Linked DNA regions of Mus musculus: region 2 is linked to region 1. Evidence: chromatin loops called from intact Hi-C (ENCODE). Cell type or tissue: left cerebral cortex. All regions are shown on one strand. Links, peaks and the distances in the headings refer to the core of each region. The heading gives the core; the rest is flanking DNA. Region 1 overlaps Lrpprc (leucine-rich PPR-motif containing). Region 2 overlaps Abcg8 (ATP binding cassette subfamily G member 8).

Region 1 (8,333 bases), core at 272-8,271:
ATTTCCTTTCAACATATAAAGAGTTTCACTCTGGAAGGCAAGCATTCCCACATATAATAAAAGTATCCAGTACAAATGAAGATGCTCAAATTGAAGGGGAGTGTTTACCACTCAACAGCCGGCATTTTACAGCGCGCCTCTCATTTATGTAAGATGTATATAATCAGGCTACACCATTTCAACATTTACATTTTTACCAGTTCATCTTAGGGAGATTCTGACATTTATGAAGAACTCAACATTAACTTAGCAAAAGCTCTGGGAAGAGAAGTAAACAATATCTGTTCATCTCTAGATTATAGCGCAAATCAGCACACACAAAAACTCCTTAATGGAAAGCTGAAATCACAGCACTTTAGTCATCCGTCCCCATAGAATCCAGTGCAACGGCCTCAGACACTTTTACACACGCAACAAAACCAACGGCTGGTGTGACACAGGAGGATCTGAGCAGGCACCTCACACTCTTCTTCATTTCGTTTACTATAGCGGGAAGACTACACAGACACTGTTTTAACTCATTTAAAACAAGTTCCTTTCCCTTTAATAACAGCGGACCTCTGTCATCTCCCTAAGTCAAGAAGGAGTGTAATAAAATATATAAAATTCACAATAAAACACAAAACATTTACAGGAGTATTCAATTGGACTATATATAGATAAAGGCTTACAGATTGCAACAGTAAGAAGGAAGCACACGAGCAATTGAGCCCCGTTTCCTTTCTGGTCAACATTAACATTATCATGTGGGTAATATAAAAGCAGGTTAGTTTACCAAATGCTTTATAATTACATAAACCTATGGTCTCCCTTGACAAATGCATATTAACAAAATGTATTATTTCTAAAACCACAAAGCACTTTTACAGTACACAAATAACATAAACTAACATACTATTGTTTCCTCTGGGTTTTATTCAAATATTTAAAGTCAGTTCAACATGCAAGTTGACAGACCCTTGACGACTTGCGTCAGAACTGTAATATGAAAATGATGTTCCCTTTAGTCTTTTGCAGTGACATCCTGGAAAGACATTGGCCTTTAAATGAAACAAGGAAGATCTTTAAAATGATGTGCTGAAATTGTTTTCATAATTTTATCCCGAGTGTGAATAAAGGCTCATTTTGCAGATGAGCTCATAACCTGCAGAGTTAATTCTGTGATATTACTAAAAAGTGAATGCTATGGAATCAAATCAGACAGTTGTGGTTGTCTGGGAGGCTCGGCATAGTTAATCCTGCACTTGTCATGATTCTGAGTTAGTTAGGTTTCTTCTATCAGTCAGGCAAAACATAATTCAACTAAAGTTTCCAAGTCAGTATTTTATCCCAGTTTTTCCTGATGAAATGCTACCAGAGAATTTTTTTCCTTTTTCCTTTTTTTTTTGGGGGGGGGGGGGAAGGACAGTGGGGGTAGCATTTTAAATATGATGCTTCCTTTGTTTCATTTTTATTATTTTCACAAATCTAGGGCAGTCAACATAATGGTTTTGGTATGACAGATCAAACAGAAAGACCTTGTCAGGGAGACTGTCTCTGTAAACACACACACACACACACACAGAGAGAGAGAGAGAGAGAGAGAGAGAGAGAGAGAGAGAGAGAGAGAGAGAGAGGAGCAGAATAATACCCAAACAAAACCTCCCACAAGTGAACACAGAAGGGGATGACTCCTGTAAGTATCGGGACCAACGGTGCCATTTAAAAAAGGTCCTGACTTAGAGTTCCCCAAAGACAGCCAAACGAGGCAGAGACAAGCACCTGATGGCTGTGAGCAAGTGCCAACCCCAACACTGCCCCTTGGTTTGGGAGCCCCGTCTGCAGACCTCTTTGGAAACCGTTCACGTCTCCTCTGCCTTCAAAGTGGCCCTGTCTATAAGATACTTTTCTACCATGGCCTCATTTCTTTGTTAGTTACTCGGTTTTGCCCAGTGGTGTAGGAGGGCCTAACTCTTCTGGGCACTGGGCCCATTTCTTTCAAATCCCCGTGTAGAGTTCCACAAGCAATTTGCAGAGATGGGCCTTTTAAACAATCAAGAAAATCCACTAGGAAGCATATTAATTATAGGATTTCTATTTAAAGTTGCTGTGAGTTGGAGAACTCAGTAGCAGCAATTGTTTGAATGCGCCCGACAGGTGAAGTGAAGGTCTGTACAGCATTAGCCTGAGGACGCCTATGAGCAGATGGCCAAGCAATTCTTTTGGGTGTGTGCAGGTCCAATGTACAAATATACATTTTCTTTCTTTCTTTTTTTTTTCTAATGGGAAACTAGTTAGAAAAGATATTTTCAGTTCCCTATTTTAAACCCAACACTATCATTATCATATATAGTCACGATACTAGCTAATAATACTAAAACTAACAGAGATGATGACAGGCAATGAGAACAATTAAAAGATAAAAAGTCATTTTTGCTCTAACACTGATAGGACAATACTACAGAAAAATTAGGAAATCCTAATCACAAAACAAGCAGATTATAAACTATATTCAGCCAGGGAATAAATGACACACAGGCAAGGAGTAGGAAATTCAAACAAATCTAGAAGGAAAGGAAGGAAAGGAAGGGTGCTTGGCCAACCTTATAGCTCTTTCTCCTTGTTAGAAGAAACACTGACTTGCTCTGCAAGTAACGCCTTAAACTGGGCACCAACCAACAAGGGCATTTGCAAAGGAAAAAAATTCCAATCTCAGAAAATCTTGCCTTTTCAACAAAATTCATTTCCCATAAAGAGAAACACTTCTCAGAGATGGACTCGTATCCTGGTACGTGTGGTTACCGAGCAAACAGAGGAGGAATGCCAGGAGAGGTCTCTGTTTATTCCCTGGATAACAACCACACGGTATAAGGAGAAAGCCTTCCAGAGGATCTTAGTTTATTATAGTCATTAATAACCAGCACTTATCAGACTCAAAGGTTAGAGGAAACTTTGTATTTATGTATTCATTTCTTTAGAGTTCTCACACTATAGCCCTGGCTGGCCCAGGACTCGGAAATGTGCCAGCCTCTGCCTCCTACCTCCCATGTGCTAGGATTAAAGGCATGCACCACCATGTCTGGCTTGTTTTTAGTTTTTGGAGTTAAGGCGTTGCTTTGTAGCTAAGGCTGGCCTAGAACTCACTACACAACTCGGACGGGTCTGAACTTGCTATCAGCCTCCAGCCTCAACCTCCAGAGTGCTGGGATTATAGGTGTGTACCACCACACCCGACCACAGATACAATTTCATATAATACCATTATACGCTCTTTAAACAACAAGAGTCACTAGAGACCTCCACTGACAGGTAAAAGACAGCCGCTGGGCTGCTGGTGTCTAAAGGGATTCCTAGTCTACCTCGGTTTCCTTCTACATCAACAAATGAGTCAAGGGTTCTAATCACCAGAGTATTTGCAGAGCAAAGGCCCAGACATCCCAAATCCAAAGTGCAATGAGCTTACTTTTCCAGGTGCACAGTGACCAACGGGAAGCTTATGTTGCTGGACGGCTTTGCCAACCCAAGAGTCACGATGGCTTCATGCAGCTGTTTTACTGTTTCAATTTCACCTCTTAAAGCTGCACCATTGAGGATGTGGAAAAAGGACAAGACTGTTGCATCTTTGATAACAACATCCTTCTCTTTCATCTCCTTTAGAATGTTAATAGCATCTACAATGAAGTAACACAAAAGACCCTTAGGTAATTTCACATAGGGAAAACAAACTGCTATTAGACCAGCATTTCGAGCCCAGCAGGAATGTAAATTCTAGTGTATAATGCCGATTTCGAGTTAATTACTACTTGCATTTCTAAACGAGACTACAATTATAAATCCACAATAGCATGGTTTTATCATTTCCCTGCAACTTTGACTACAAATTACAGATAGGGACCGTGTGCCCACTCTGCACCACGCAGCCCTGCATGGTCTGCCCTGTAGCTGTAAGATCCTGCTAAATGGATGCTTTTATCGTTCAGAGCTAACATCTGCTAAATCACACCATTGTTTCTTCGGCAGATGGCTTGTCAGGAGGCCAGATAATAAAGATGTGTTTACACTGTATCTTCAGCCAGACTAATGGTCTGATACCGATACGGCCTGTTTGCTATGTCGATACTAATTAGCCAAGCAGAGCCAATGAAAGCTTTCCAAAAGACTGCATACTAATACATTAGATTCATTAAGCTTCATTAGGAAGGTACAAACAAACAGTTTAGAATATGGAATAAGTGCACTTTTATAATGTTTCTTCTCAATTATTATACAGACAAAATGTTTTGACCACTTTACAAAAACTAATTTTAAAAAGCAGACTAATTTGTGTTAGAAAGACTTCCTAGGAAAAATGTCAACATTCAAATCAAAAAAAGCTCCCATTCCGTCTCTTCTGAAAATAAAAGAGAGGAAATGTAAGGACCAAGTTCTGGTACCAGGCTAAGAGGACCAAGAACTAGCAACAGGAAGACTGCATAGCAAGTGCAATTAATTAGATTATTAGGGTTAGCAATTTTCCAACGAGGAAATTAGAGCATGTAAATCATCCATGTAATCAAATTCGCTTTTCAACTAAAATATCCATCTTGTTACTGTTACTAAAGGTTAAGGCAAAACTCGGCAGTTCAGGTCCATATCTATCAGGTTGTGTTTGCAGGTTTTAGGTTCAGCCTTCAGATCTTTTTAAGCAAAAACAAAGCCATTAGTGCAGGCACATAAGCAAACTGTGCCATAAGTCATGATCTTCAAACTCAGTCCAAACAGCAATGCTAATAAAAACTAGCTGCAGAAATGCAAAAGGCACTGAGCTGTGCAAAAGTAAATGACAAGCCTGCCTATCCATTAAAACTAATGGCCTGCACTGCCCATGCAGTCGCTGCTCGGATTCACATGCAAATTTGTATGCAAAGTGTTCAAGCACTTTGTAGAGCATGATAGCCATTAATATCAATTCACGTGTGAATCCAGGGTAAGGACTGGCATCGCAGAGTTCCCCCATGTCCTGGGGCTTACCTTGGAGTCTGCTGTGCTTTCCCAGTACTTTTACAAGGGCTACGTACTTGGCAGTGTCAAGAATAGCCGAAGCATCTAAGCGGTCACTATAAAATAAGCCAGAGTTATGGGAGTCAATTAACTATAAAAACGACAGTCATAGTCAATTGATCACTTTCCAAAAACTAACCAAACAGTCTGCATTGCGATACCCGCCTTGACACATAACGTGTCTGAAACCATGTATCAATTCGAAGTTATTTACAGTCATGAATGCATAAGGAGGACTGCAGAAGCACACACTGCCTGGCTGCACAGGAAGATACTGAAGACACACTTTGTCTTTACAGGTCTTTTCATGTTCTAGCCTTCACTGTGACCACCCAAATACCTACACTTACTTATCTCCATGTTAGAATCTGGTAGTAAAGAAACGCAAGCTGCCTGGAGGTAGACAGGACTGTGTGCAGCACTACAGGGCAAGGGAACGGACGGGCCGCAGCTCACTGGAAGCCGCTGCCGCATGCCGTGGCTTGGGAACTAGAATGTTCTACTAAACTGAAAAGGCCCTGCAGGAAGTATGACATCAGTAACCAAGGAGCCCTTCCAGCATGGGACTTAAACAAACACTGAAAACAAAAGAACTTTTACAAGAATGTAAGAGCAATCTTCAATCCATTCAGTGCATCAGGGCACTTTATACATCTGCTGGTTTATTCCAGTTGCAAGGCACTTACACTTCTTGTTTCAAGTTCCACGCATCTTCTGCATTATCATGTCGACAGCACAAATTTATTAATGCTGCATAGCCACCAATAACCATGTCTGACTCATATTTTGCTTTCACCTCAAGGGCCTTTTGCATATTCTACAATAAAAGGATTTAGTGAAAAGAGAGAAAAAAAAGGTAAAATACCATGATTTTTTTGTTGTGTTGTTCAGAGTTTTAAAAAAGTTGACAGTATTTTGAAAAAAAAAAAATGGTTTCATACTCTTATTTCTGCCCCTAAGGGTGTGCATGTGCAAGCCAGTTTTTATATATATATGCAGGGCTTAAAAGATTTCTTATCTGTAATTTAAAATTAGACTATTACACTATTTTCCAAGTCTTCTCTAGCAGTCTAATTTCCAGAGGTAGAAATCTACAGAACTGAAAAGCCCCTCAGATAGTTCAGAATACAAGCAATGTGACGAAACCTGGTTGGGATGTAACAGGGCCATGACGTCATCTCAAAGTGTAGTCACAGTACACTTCTCCCCTAAACATTCACAGGCATGTGAACAATCCTATTCAAGCAGAAACTCCCAAGTGTAGTGATACAGAACAAACTGCAGACACACTAACACGAACACAAGGGGCAGCTGCAGGCCTGCTGGAGAAGGCAAGGGACCCTTTATCTCAGAAAGCTTTTTCCTAGCAGGAAATGGAATTTCAATCCCTGCATTAACAAGCGTGTTGTATTTGACTTGCAAATGACTCCAGCATGGATCAGTTGCTTGACAATCTGGATATGAGAGACCGGAGCCATGGCTTGAAAGGACACTTGGCATGTATGATAAACCTATCACGCTGTTACTATCATTCACTTTGCAGATTATCATAAACAAAACTACAGCAACCTGAAAACATGTCATTCAAGGTGTCGCTGAAATTAGTTAGCCTTTCATTTAATTGAACCGTTCTCAAGCATGACACATAATAATAAAGTGTAAAATTCATAAACATTATACTTGGTTTGACTTACTGTGGTCTATAGAGTGTCTCACCCCGAAAGCACGCGAAAGCACGCACGCGTGAAAAGGAAAGGACTGTCAGGGTTACCTCCTCTGAGCAGAGCAGCAGCAGGAGCTGCTTCAGGGCAGATCCTACAGGTTGGCCTTCAGCTTTGAGTTTCTCAAGTGTTGATTCCAAATCAGATGAGGTAACTTGAGAAGTCTACATGGGAAGAACAAAAGTTTACTACGGAAAGGAAATACAGCCCTTATCACTCAGCCCTGGGAGTGCCTTGCTTCTCTCTCTGTCATAAATGCCCCAAGGGATATTAAATATTAATCTCAGGTCTGCAGAGGGGGGGAGTTCACAACTCTCTCCTAGATCATCCTAGATGTTCATGTTCTTCTGGGATGGCGAATAGATTTACCATCTCAGAGACAGACAAGATCCCTTGCAGGGACACTATTTAGAATTCTCATTAGAAGCAGTGAAAAAAAAAAAAAACCAACAAAGTCAGATACTACTTACTTTTTGAGAATCTACCTTCTCTCTGTCAACCAGAACCTTAATATCCTAAAATTGGGAATCAAATTAGTACAGAATTAGAAAAAATAGGGGAAAATATGTTAGTGAATATTAAAGGCAAATTTTACAAGCCCCCACCTCACTTTAATGCTACCTTTCTAAATTTTTGCAGGAATCCTATTCATATTGCATTAATCACTGTAATGTTTTAGATGTACCCTTTAATATATAAACAGTTTCTACCAGCAATCAATAAAAGCTTTATTTTTATGGTTGTTTTTTGAACAGAAAAATTTTGACCCTTCAAGTTAAATTTAAGTAACATTTAAAAAAGTCTCTACATATAAATGAAGCAATTAATAAAGTTTGATGGATTACACCCACACACCTTAATCAATTCAGGAACATGGTAGGTATTCAGCAAATTACAAATGCCTTTGTAGATGTTTTCAGGAACTTTAACATTCTGTGGGAAGGAAAGGGAGGGGGTAAAGAAAACGCTGAGTTTGAGACAACCAACCTGAAATTTCTCTAACAGAGATTACCTCAGACATAATTTAAGTCTCTAACTCTCGAGTGTCATTGAGAAGCAGTCCGGGTGTACTTAAAAGCAGCATTTGAAACCTAATAGATACATGTCAGGCAAGACAGGCAGTATGTAGCAAAAATGAAATGGTACCATCTCCTGCAGCTGATGGAAGTATTGTCTCAAACGCTCCTCCTTGGCCTGTACCTCTGAGTCACTCATGCTGTCAATCAAGTTATAAAGAAAATAGCCAACAGCTTCTGTGGAAAAAAACAAGAGAAAGCATTCCACTAAAATTACCGAGACTGTCATGTTATCAAGATTAATTTATAAGAAATCACTCTGGTATGCGATGTCACCCTGATGAGAGGCTCTGAGGTGGCAACAGTGATCACTGAGGCATAGAGACTGTGGTGTGGGAGCGCATCTCTAACTGCTGAGTGAAAGGAATATTAATTATGTTCAGACCGAGTGACAGCTTCTCAGCACTGAATCTTTCTTCAATCTATTCTCTCAACTGCTCTGTGACAGAAGTGGTCCTGCCCAGGTCTCACCCTCCCCTGTCCAAAGCACACGTAGTGAGTGTAAATAAATGTCCTC
Region 2 (8,333 bases), core at 134-8,133, 48 kb before region 1:
CCAGTGGTCACCTGACTCCCCCACCACTTTCGCCAGTGAGCCAGGCCTGAGTGCTCCCTCAGTTTCAACCCGACCCCTCCCTCATCGTTGAACCCAGAGCCACCATAACCACCTGGTCTCTCGGTGGCCTTTGCAATGTTCACCTATGCAGATCAAGCTTTCTCGGGAACAAGCTCTTGTTCAAAGCCTCTCAGAGCTGCTAGTTCCCAATGCCCCCCAGTCCCCAGCTCTTGTAAAGCTTCCAGTACCTTCTCACTGTGGAGCCCACTAGGCTGTTTTCTGTATACACCGTTTCCCGGCTTTGATACCCTCTCCTCAGCCAGCCTTTGCTGACATCTGACATTTGCAGCTTTCTCCTCTCCCAACAGAGTGCTCCCTGGGGCCAGGGTCCTCCTCTTCCAGCAGAATGCTCCCCAGGGTCAGAGTCCTCCTCTCCCAGCAGAGTGCTCCCCGGGGTCAGGGTCCTCCTCTTCCAGCAGAGTGCTCCCCAGGGCCAGGGTCTCTGGTGTGGTGTATCCTGTGAAGCTGGGCATATGCAGCATATAATGAAATGACTGTCCAGAGTAAGTAGCAATCCAACATGTAGGTCCCTTGTTCTTGGCCCTCTCAGCATAGGTCCCCAGTCACAGCTGTTACTCCTTGTCTCTTTTGCTCCTTGGTCCTTAGAGGACTCTTCCGGCCACAGCTAGCATGAGTCCTCTCTCCAGAGGAGCAGAGACCGTGTAAGTAACATAGCTCTTGCTGTCTTCAGTGCCTGCATGGATCTCCAAGCTGTCGTTCCTCCGGTGGTGCTTCTCGGGGCTGATGCAGATTCAATTTAATGGACACCTTTACACCACACAAATCGGCAACTTCACCTTCTCCATCCTCGGAGACACGGTACGTAGCGAAGGCTGGGAGTTCTAAATTCAAGTGCTACTGTGGGGACAGCGTCCTTGGGCGCTCACCAAATGTCTGTCCGCAGATGATCAGTGCCATGGACCTGAACTCGCATCCACTCTATGCGATCTACCTCATTGTCATCGGCATCAGCTACGGCTTCCTGTTCCTGTACTATCTATCCTTGAAGCTCATCAAACAGAAGTCAATTCAAGACTGGTGATACTCAGCCTTGCTCTCACTGGCGGGACCCTTTTCCCGGGGCTGGCCACCCCAGGAGGAGCCGGACTGGGGACAAGGCTCACACAGATCTCTCAGGCAGCAGCCACCTCTTAGTGCTGCAGTGGCACAGGTCAGCCACAGGATGGCAGTAGAATAAAGACAGTTGAGAGGTGTTTCTGCTCCCAGGCCCAGGCTTGTGATGGGAGAGAGAGAAACCAGGTACGTTGCTCATGCATTTTATATCTTTAAATAAACAACCCAGTATGGAATGGGAACCAATTATATATGAATTGAGTAGCTAGGCTATGCAGAAATTTCTGGAATCCTGAGAGGATAGTGGTTTATAGCAAAGTGTTTAACTTTCTCTTCTACCATTCTCACACTGTTAAGCCACTCCCAATACAAAGGGCGACCTAAAACAAACTAGCAAAATGTTTTTCGCTTATCTCTGCGTGGATTCATGGACTCCAACCCCCAAAGTTGGACAGCTGAGAGTTAATTGAGCATTTAATCAACGGGTACGGTATAAAATATGATGTGTGGCTATTGTCATTTATTCTTGGAGCAACCCACTGATGTGAGCAGCATCCTGTTATTTCGGTGAGGACACGGTGGCAAAGACAAATCCAGTTGTCTCAGCTTACAAAGTGTTTTGTGATGGAATCAAAAAGACCCTTGGGCGTTACAGAGCAAAACGCCAGGCCCGAGATGCCTCTAGAAACAGTTTGCAGAGTCTGTGTGAGCTCAGCCAGGCCTCAGAGTTGCATCCCCCTAGCCAGGGCTCAGGATCGGCTTTCACAGTGGCCAGAGATGCGCTGCTTGCTGCACATCCAGATTGCGTGCTTCATGCCTGTGTCAAGGAACCCCACCCCCACCCCTGGCCCCCCACCCCGGGCCCCCGACCCAAAGCATGGAGCTGGGAGGGGCTTGCTCCCAGAGGAAAACTCGTCTGGAATGAAAAGAACCAGCGGGGAGAGTGTTTGAGGCCAGGAGAGGTGTTCTCCACTGGTTCTCCAGGTCCTGATTGGTCCATGACGTCAGTGAATGCTGATGAGGTAGGCAAAATCCCAGGCCTGCCCAGATCCGTGGACTCAGCATCCTGTGTTCAGACCCCAGTGTGAGCAGCAGCTCCACAGCATCCACTGGCCTCAGGGAGTCCACACAGCCCTGTTGCCACCATCCATTGCATAGATGTCACACAAGAGCCACAGGGCCCTCATGCAGAGCAGAGTCAAAAGCACCCTCCGATTGCTTCTTTCAGTTTGGAAGAGCTAGCTCTTCAGTGCCCGCTGGCTTTATAGGGTAGCTTTTAATTTGGATTTATCTGGGGGCATTTCTCAGTTAAATCCTGGCTGGGTCAGAATATCCAGGAATGAAATTGGTTTTTCCCTAGTGTGTCCCATCAGGCGGCACACGGTTGGCTCCCAGTTGCTGCGTGCTGTTGACTCTGATTGCCTGACAGAAGGCACGTCTGCTGGACCCCTCCACGTTCCTCGGTTCCCTCTTTTCATAATTAATAAAGCTTTTGGATACCATGCCTGGAGACCATGGCTTGTTCATTCTTCCTATGCAATAAATTATATACTCGTGGAGTCCCATTTTATTTTAGCAAGCTGTAATCCATTGCCATTGTTAGTTTGAGTACTCAGATTGTCCCTGATTTAGCCCGTGAAATACTCAAGTTGGCTTCTACATCTTTTTTTTTTTTTTTTTTTTTTTTTTTTTGGCTTTTTTTCGAGACAGGGTTTCTCTGTGTATCCTTGGCTATGCTGGAACTCACTCTGTAGATCAGGCTGGCCTCAAACTCAGAAATCCGCCTGCCTCTGCCTCCCAAGTGCTGGGATTAAAGGCGTGCGCCACCACCGCCTGGATGTATCTTCTTAATCATGTTCCTTTCAGTCACTGGGAACTCTAACAAAACAAAGTATTTGAGGATCAGGGATCATCTTGAATTTTCCAAGCTCAGCCCTGGGGTTGGATGCTTCTCTGTAGAAACCTGACTTTTTAGTGGGGAAAGATAGATAGGAGCCCAGAAGTGAATGAGTCTGCTCGGCTGCTGTGCATCGCTACTTCCGGACTCTCAGTGGGCAGTGAGTGAACACGTGTGCAAATGTGCATGTGTGTACTCAGTCTTAACTGCGTATGTGTTCGTGTTCATACTCTAGTTCATCCAGCACTCGCTTTAACAGCTTCCCCAGTCTGTGCATGGGAGACACCTGGTTTCTGTGTCCATCCCTCTTCTGATGAGTCCTGTTTGTACTCTCCCTTTGGTTCATTCCCCATGCATGACTCTATCTGCAGAGCCTCCAGTCTGTTCTGCAGCCCCTCCCCAGGTCCCAGCTCTGTTTTGGTAACCCACTGTCTTTAGGCCTGGATGGAGAAGTGTAGAAGAAGCAGAAAGCAGTCATCTGACTTTGTAAGCTTGTCACTCAGTATGCTGTGGTACCCAGAACTCAGAGCACCAAAGATGCTGAAACTCAGGCTTGCCCACAGAGCAGGAGTCCTCCATCCTGTCTGAGTGCATCATAGCTGGTGTTGATGCATCCTAGGCTCTAACTCCAATGTTCTCCAGGGCACACAAGGCCCGGGAAGAGAAAGGCCGGGGTGCTAGGAACATCCAGTACTATCCAGTGCCCCTTATCTTCATTGCAAAGGGGCAGATTTTTCTTGTGGGTTGTAAATTTTTTCTGCTAAGGATATTTTAGGCTTTGATAGCCATATAGCCTGCCAGTAGGCTGTGCTGATGTGAACTGTTGCAACCACAGTAGAATGTGGAAGATGTGGGTGTGTTTCAGTAAAACAGCTTATAGAAGCACATAGCTCCTAGACTTGGCCTGAGGCTGCAGCTTGCAGACTCTTAATCCAAAGAGGAAGTTATAAAATGTACACTGTAAACTTTCCAAATTCAAGTTACACTATTGATGGGGAACTAACAATTAAACTGAAAATAATCATCTATGTTTTTGTAATTTTTTAAAACCGCTCTTGCTCTTAAAGATACTTAAAATAATCTTTCCCTGGGTTGACCTGTCTACAGGGGTAGATATCCTGCTTTTTTTTTTTTTTTTTTAATGTAGATTAAACTACATACAGAGAACATACTGAAAGTATGTCAAATCCAAGGGTCCTTCCAACACTCAAATTACTTAGCAGAAAATCGTGGCCTGGCACAGGGGAGCAGCTTCCTTAGGGCACACCAGCCATGAGGCACCGGGAGGAGCCGGCTGCAAAGGAAGCAAGCCCTTGGGTATTTTGCTGCAGATATAAGTTATTTGGACAACAGTTCAGTGTGCGTGCCTGAAAATGTCCTTATGTCGGCTCCCATCTTACCTCCGATGTCACTTGTGTTTGATAAACTGGTCATCTAGGACGGTTCCTGTGAACAGCTAGGGTAAAGAGCTTGGTGGCAGAAGAGGTAATTAAATCAAAAGCCTGAGGCTCAAGCCCCAACACCCAAACCTAAAACAAATATTGCCAGCCATGGTCCAGAGCAACGTTCAGTGTCCGTGTTAGGGAGGGCAGGCTGGTACAGAGAGTGGTACAGCAGTGTGTGGGGCTTCCAGCTCGGAATGAAAGAGAAGCGTTCAGGAAGTGGGTTAGGCTTTCTCAGCACTTGCCTGCTGTCCACTGGCTAGGTGACCTGCTTGTTTATTGTATATGACAGCCTTGTCTGTTTGTAGAGTTGAAGTGTTGTTTCTCCAAACTGAAAAACAGCTCTGCTGTTCCTTGCTAGAAAAGGGAAGCCTTATTTTCTCTTCTTTTCTTCTGTTAACTTCATTACTGCAGCACAGAATCTCTAATGTGCTAGGTCTGACTTCAGAACACAGTTGAAAGGTCGCCAACAGTGACAAGTATCTGAGGTCATCAACTTACAGATTTCACATCATGATCAGCTGGCCTCACTGACAAAGCTTTTTGTTTTGGAGGACTCCTTGGGCCTCAGATCCACCCTCCCAACTGAGCTACATTTTGGGGACCAAAGAATAGCACATGGAGGGGAACTGTCCAGTGTGCACAAACCAGGCATTTCGTAAACAGAGCTTGCAAGGAAGCACGGCCTGAAATCCATGGGGCTCACCCCATGAGGCCCACTGTGAACCCACCAGGTAGGTCTGCAGAACATTAGAAGAACCCCGGGGCTTTGGAAAGAATAAACAGGCCAAGAATGGTCTCCAGTGGCTGCCCGGGCAGGGTCAGTGAAGATGCTACAGATGGATTTCAGCTCCAGCGACTGTGCAAAGCAGCTTGCAAGAGCAGGAAGTCTGGAGTCTGTCTTACCTGGGGCTGCTGTTTCTAATCCGTATGCAAAAGAGAACTGGCTGCTTTCACTCTGCTAATGCAGCCACGTTCTCTATTTGTACTCAGGCTGTATAATGTGGGCTTTGTAAAGTCTGCTGGCCTGAAAGCAGGATACATTTCTAATGGAAACACTCCCACGCATGATTGTACAACAGCAAAGCGATAAATTACCGTGATTTTGGACCTCCTGTGGTTATCAGTTCCACCACACTTGAAGAAATGTTGCTTTTGCTTAGAAATTCTACAAATATTTTTTTCAGAGAGGCAAATATTAAATGAAAATTGTGCTGAAAGCCATGAGGGAGGTGTGCAGAATGCATGCACTGTGGACTGCAGGCGTGATTATACCAGAAAGTGATTTGCAACATAAAGCTTGTCTATAATTTGCTGCGACTCATAAATTTGATTATACCAAGCACTGGCTATTGGATTAAATAGAAGAAAAAAACGTTTTTCAGTGTAAGATGTCCAGAAACTGGTAACACTGTATCAGTGTGAAGGGTGTTTTGTTGTTTTAGACTTTTAATTGGACTGCCTTAGTTTTGTATTCTCATGGTTACTTTTTTCTTTCTTTTTTTTTTTTTTTTTTGAGACAGGGTCTGTATGGTCATGGTTGGCCTTGAATTCAACACCTACCTGCCTCTGTTTCTCAAATGCTGGGATTAAAGGCATCTACAACTATGCCCAGTGGGAAAGACTTTGAAAAACACATTTTTATTTTACCTTCGTTTTTGCCTGCATTTAAATGCATATATGTGCGCTTAACACGCATGTGCATGCGGTGTCCAAGGAGACCATAACTGGACACTCTGGAAGTCGAGTTACACACACAGAATGTTGTAAGCAGTCATATGGGTGCTGGGTGGGAACTGAACCCAGGTCCTTTGCAAGAGCAACAAGTTCTTTTAACCACTGAGCCATCTCTCCAGCTCAAGAAAAAGACTTTTTAGGAAGCCCTAGCTTATATCTGACTTATTGCTGCAAACCTACGCAAACTGACTTAGGTTTTCTTATCCTGATAATCAGGCAAGAGGGGTGCCTGGTATGGTAATCAGTGCTTAGGAGCCATGGAACTCAATATACCTGATTCAATTTGATGTGATGCTGCGGGTCTGTGGGACTATGGGACCAAGAGCCAGAGTTCACAATCTGTTCAGAAGGTAATGAGAGATGCATGCAGCCATGGGAGCCTTGGACAGGTAATACTGATGGCCGAGTGCTTCTGAATTCTGTGACCATCTCTGCAGTGTGTAAAAGATGCTCCTCCCCTTGGAGTGTCAACACATCTGAACTCAATTGTTTCTGCCTGAGACAAGAGTTCTAGAACTAAATATGTAAATCAGGTTGGCTTTGAACTCAGAGATCTTCTTCCTGCCTCAGCCTCTGGTGCTGGGACTGAATGTGTGTGCCACCACACCTAGATCTACTTCTCAATTCCTGGCAACTTTGCTCCTCAGAGACCCAGTTTAGCACAGCAAACAGCTAACTCACTCACTGGCTCTTCACATCAAGCCGGACATCTCCACACTTCTACTAAAAATTCAAGACTACGGGTCTTTGAGATGGCTTCAAGCCATCATATAAATATTTGATAGGATCTTTAAAATTGGCAGTTCACAAGTACTAAAATATACTTTATTCAGAGAAATTCTCATTTAAATGATATTGGCCTTTGGTCCATGAACGTACACCTGCACGCTCACGAGGTTGGAAAGATGGCTACTGTTAGAATGAAGGACTTTGCTTGCTTACTTTAAGAGTAATTCCCAACAAAAGCCTTTCTAACATCTGCTGGTCACTTCGCCATCTTAAATCTGCTTCAAAGTCTTACATGTAGGCTCTAACAAGCATTAGAATAATGCTGGACTACTGTCTATTCTCAAATTTACAAACCAGCATTTAGTCTATTCTCTTATGAATCACAGTAGCTTGTACAAACAAAACCCTGAAACCAAAAAGGGGGCGCTCCAGCCACTACATTTCAGCAAGGACCCTTGGCGCTCTGAGACCTTAAAGAAAATGTCATCAATTTATGTTTAGAAAAAAGGAAATAAACAACCCCCGCAAAAGGCCCAGCGACTAAATCTATATTCTTATGGCAATACAGTGGTGAATGGTGTATTTTATATATAAAAAAATACATAAACACTTACATTTTCATTGGTTTATTTTCCTCTCAAGTACATTTTAGAAATAACATTTAGACATAGGCATGTGCGCGCGCATATACACACATAGACACACACACACAGACACACACACAGACACACACACAGACACACACACACATAGACACACACACAGCCGCGCTGCTTCTCTCATGAAGGGCTTTCCCTTGCTTCCTTTAGTTGCTTTATATAAAATGCAAAGCTTTCCTGTTAAGGAGAGAGAGAGAGAAATGACAGTTACGAGCAAGCAGAATGCAGACTTTAAAGCAGTGAGCACGGGGTCCCTGCCGCTTGGCCGCAGCCGAGTACCCAAGCTTTCAGCCTGGGCAGTCTTCTGTGTTTGCAAAATGCCAAGTTCAAAAGCCTCAAGCTCTGCATTAGAGCACCAGGGCTAAGTCAGGCCTTATGTAGAAAATGCCTGAGAAAGTTTGATAAAGCCACAGCTGAAGGTCTGTAACACACCTTGTGTCCACCCCAGGCCACCCCACCCCAGCCCACGGTCACTCTCCCACGGATCCTCAGACACCTACTTCTTGGAAATTATTCAACCTGTTTTCTCTTCACTCTCCTAGTCATAGAGTATACTCAGGCACACATAAACCCATGGGGCATCTCTCTCTTAACAATACTCACAGGGGGCTCGGGGAAGGGGACTGGTTCGCCGACATCCTTGAGCAAAGCTGCATAGCGCTTGAGAAACAGGTCATCTAGCTTCAAGTTCTTGGCTGTCAAATACTCATACAGTGCTTTAGCCGAGGCCACATC

What was found. Hi-C counts contacts between places; a loop is a spot of excess contacts. Peaks named below come from ENCODE experiments on the same cell type or tissue, not always from the same donor. Only the 100,000 strongest peaks of a DNase experiment are listed, where the experiment ranks them.
Region 2: it touches region 1 in a loop (2.2-fold over the local background); 4 of 42 quality-filtered maps call a loop at or near these places.

Annotation. Positions count from the first base shown.
Region 1 is chr17:84,745,519-84,753,851 of GRCm38, forward strand. Lrpprc (leucine-rich PPR-motif containing) reads right to left here. Exons shown (of 38, transcript NM_028233.2): 17 at 7,887-7,993; 18 at 7,596-7,673; 19 at 7,211-7,255; 20 at 6,791-6,904; 21 at 5,706-5,836; 22 at 4,990-5,075; 23 at 3,443-3,650. Among named protein-coding and RNA genes, the nearest start is that of Lrpprc, 41 kb to the right of the region's middle. In left cerebral cortex, for the core only: no CTCF peak of the experiment used is centred there; DNase peaks (open chromatin) are centred at 1,915, 3,080 and 3,965; H3K27ac peaks cover 262 bases.
Region 2 is chr17:84,697,698-84,706,030 of GRCm38, forward strand. It overlaps Abcg8 (ATP binding cassette subfamily G member 8), which reads left to right. Exons shown (of 13, transcript NM_026180.3): 12 at 752-879; 13 at 965-2,636. The coding sequence ends at 1,102. Lrpprc (leucine-rich PPR-motif containing) reads right to left here. Exons shown (of 38, transcript NM_028233.2): 37 at 8,202-8,333; 38 at 7,550-7,775. The coding sequence ends at 7,719. Among named protein-coding and RNA genes, the nearest start is that of Abcg8, 19 kb to the left of the region's middle. In left cerebral cortex, for the core only: a CTCF peak has its summit at 1,234 (motif pointing right); DNase peaks (open chromatin) are centred at 1,240 and 3,792.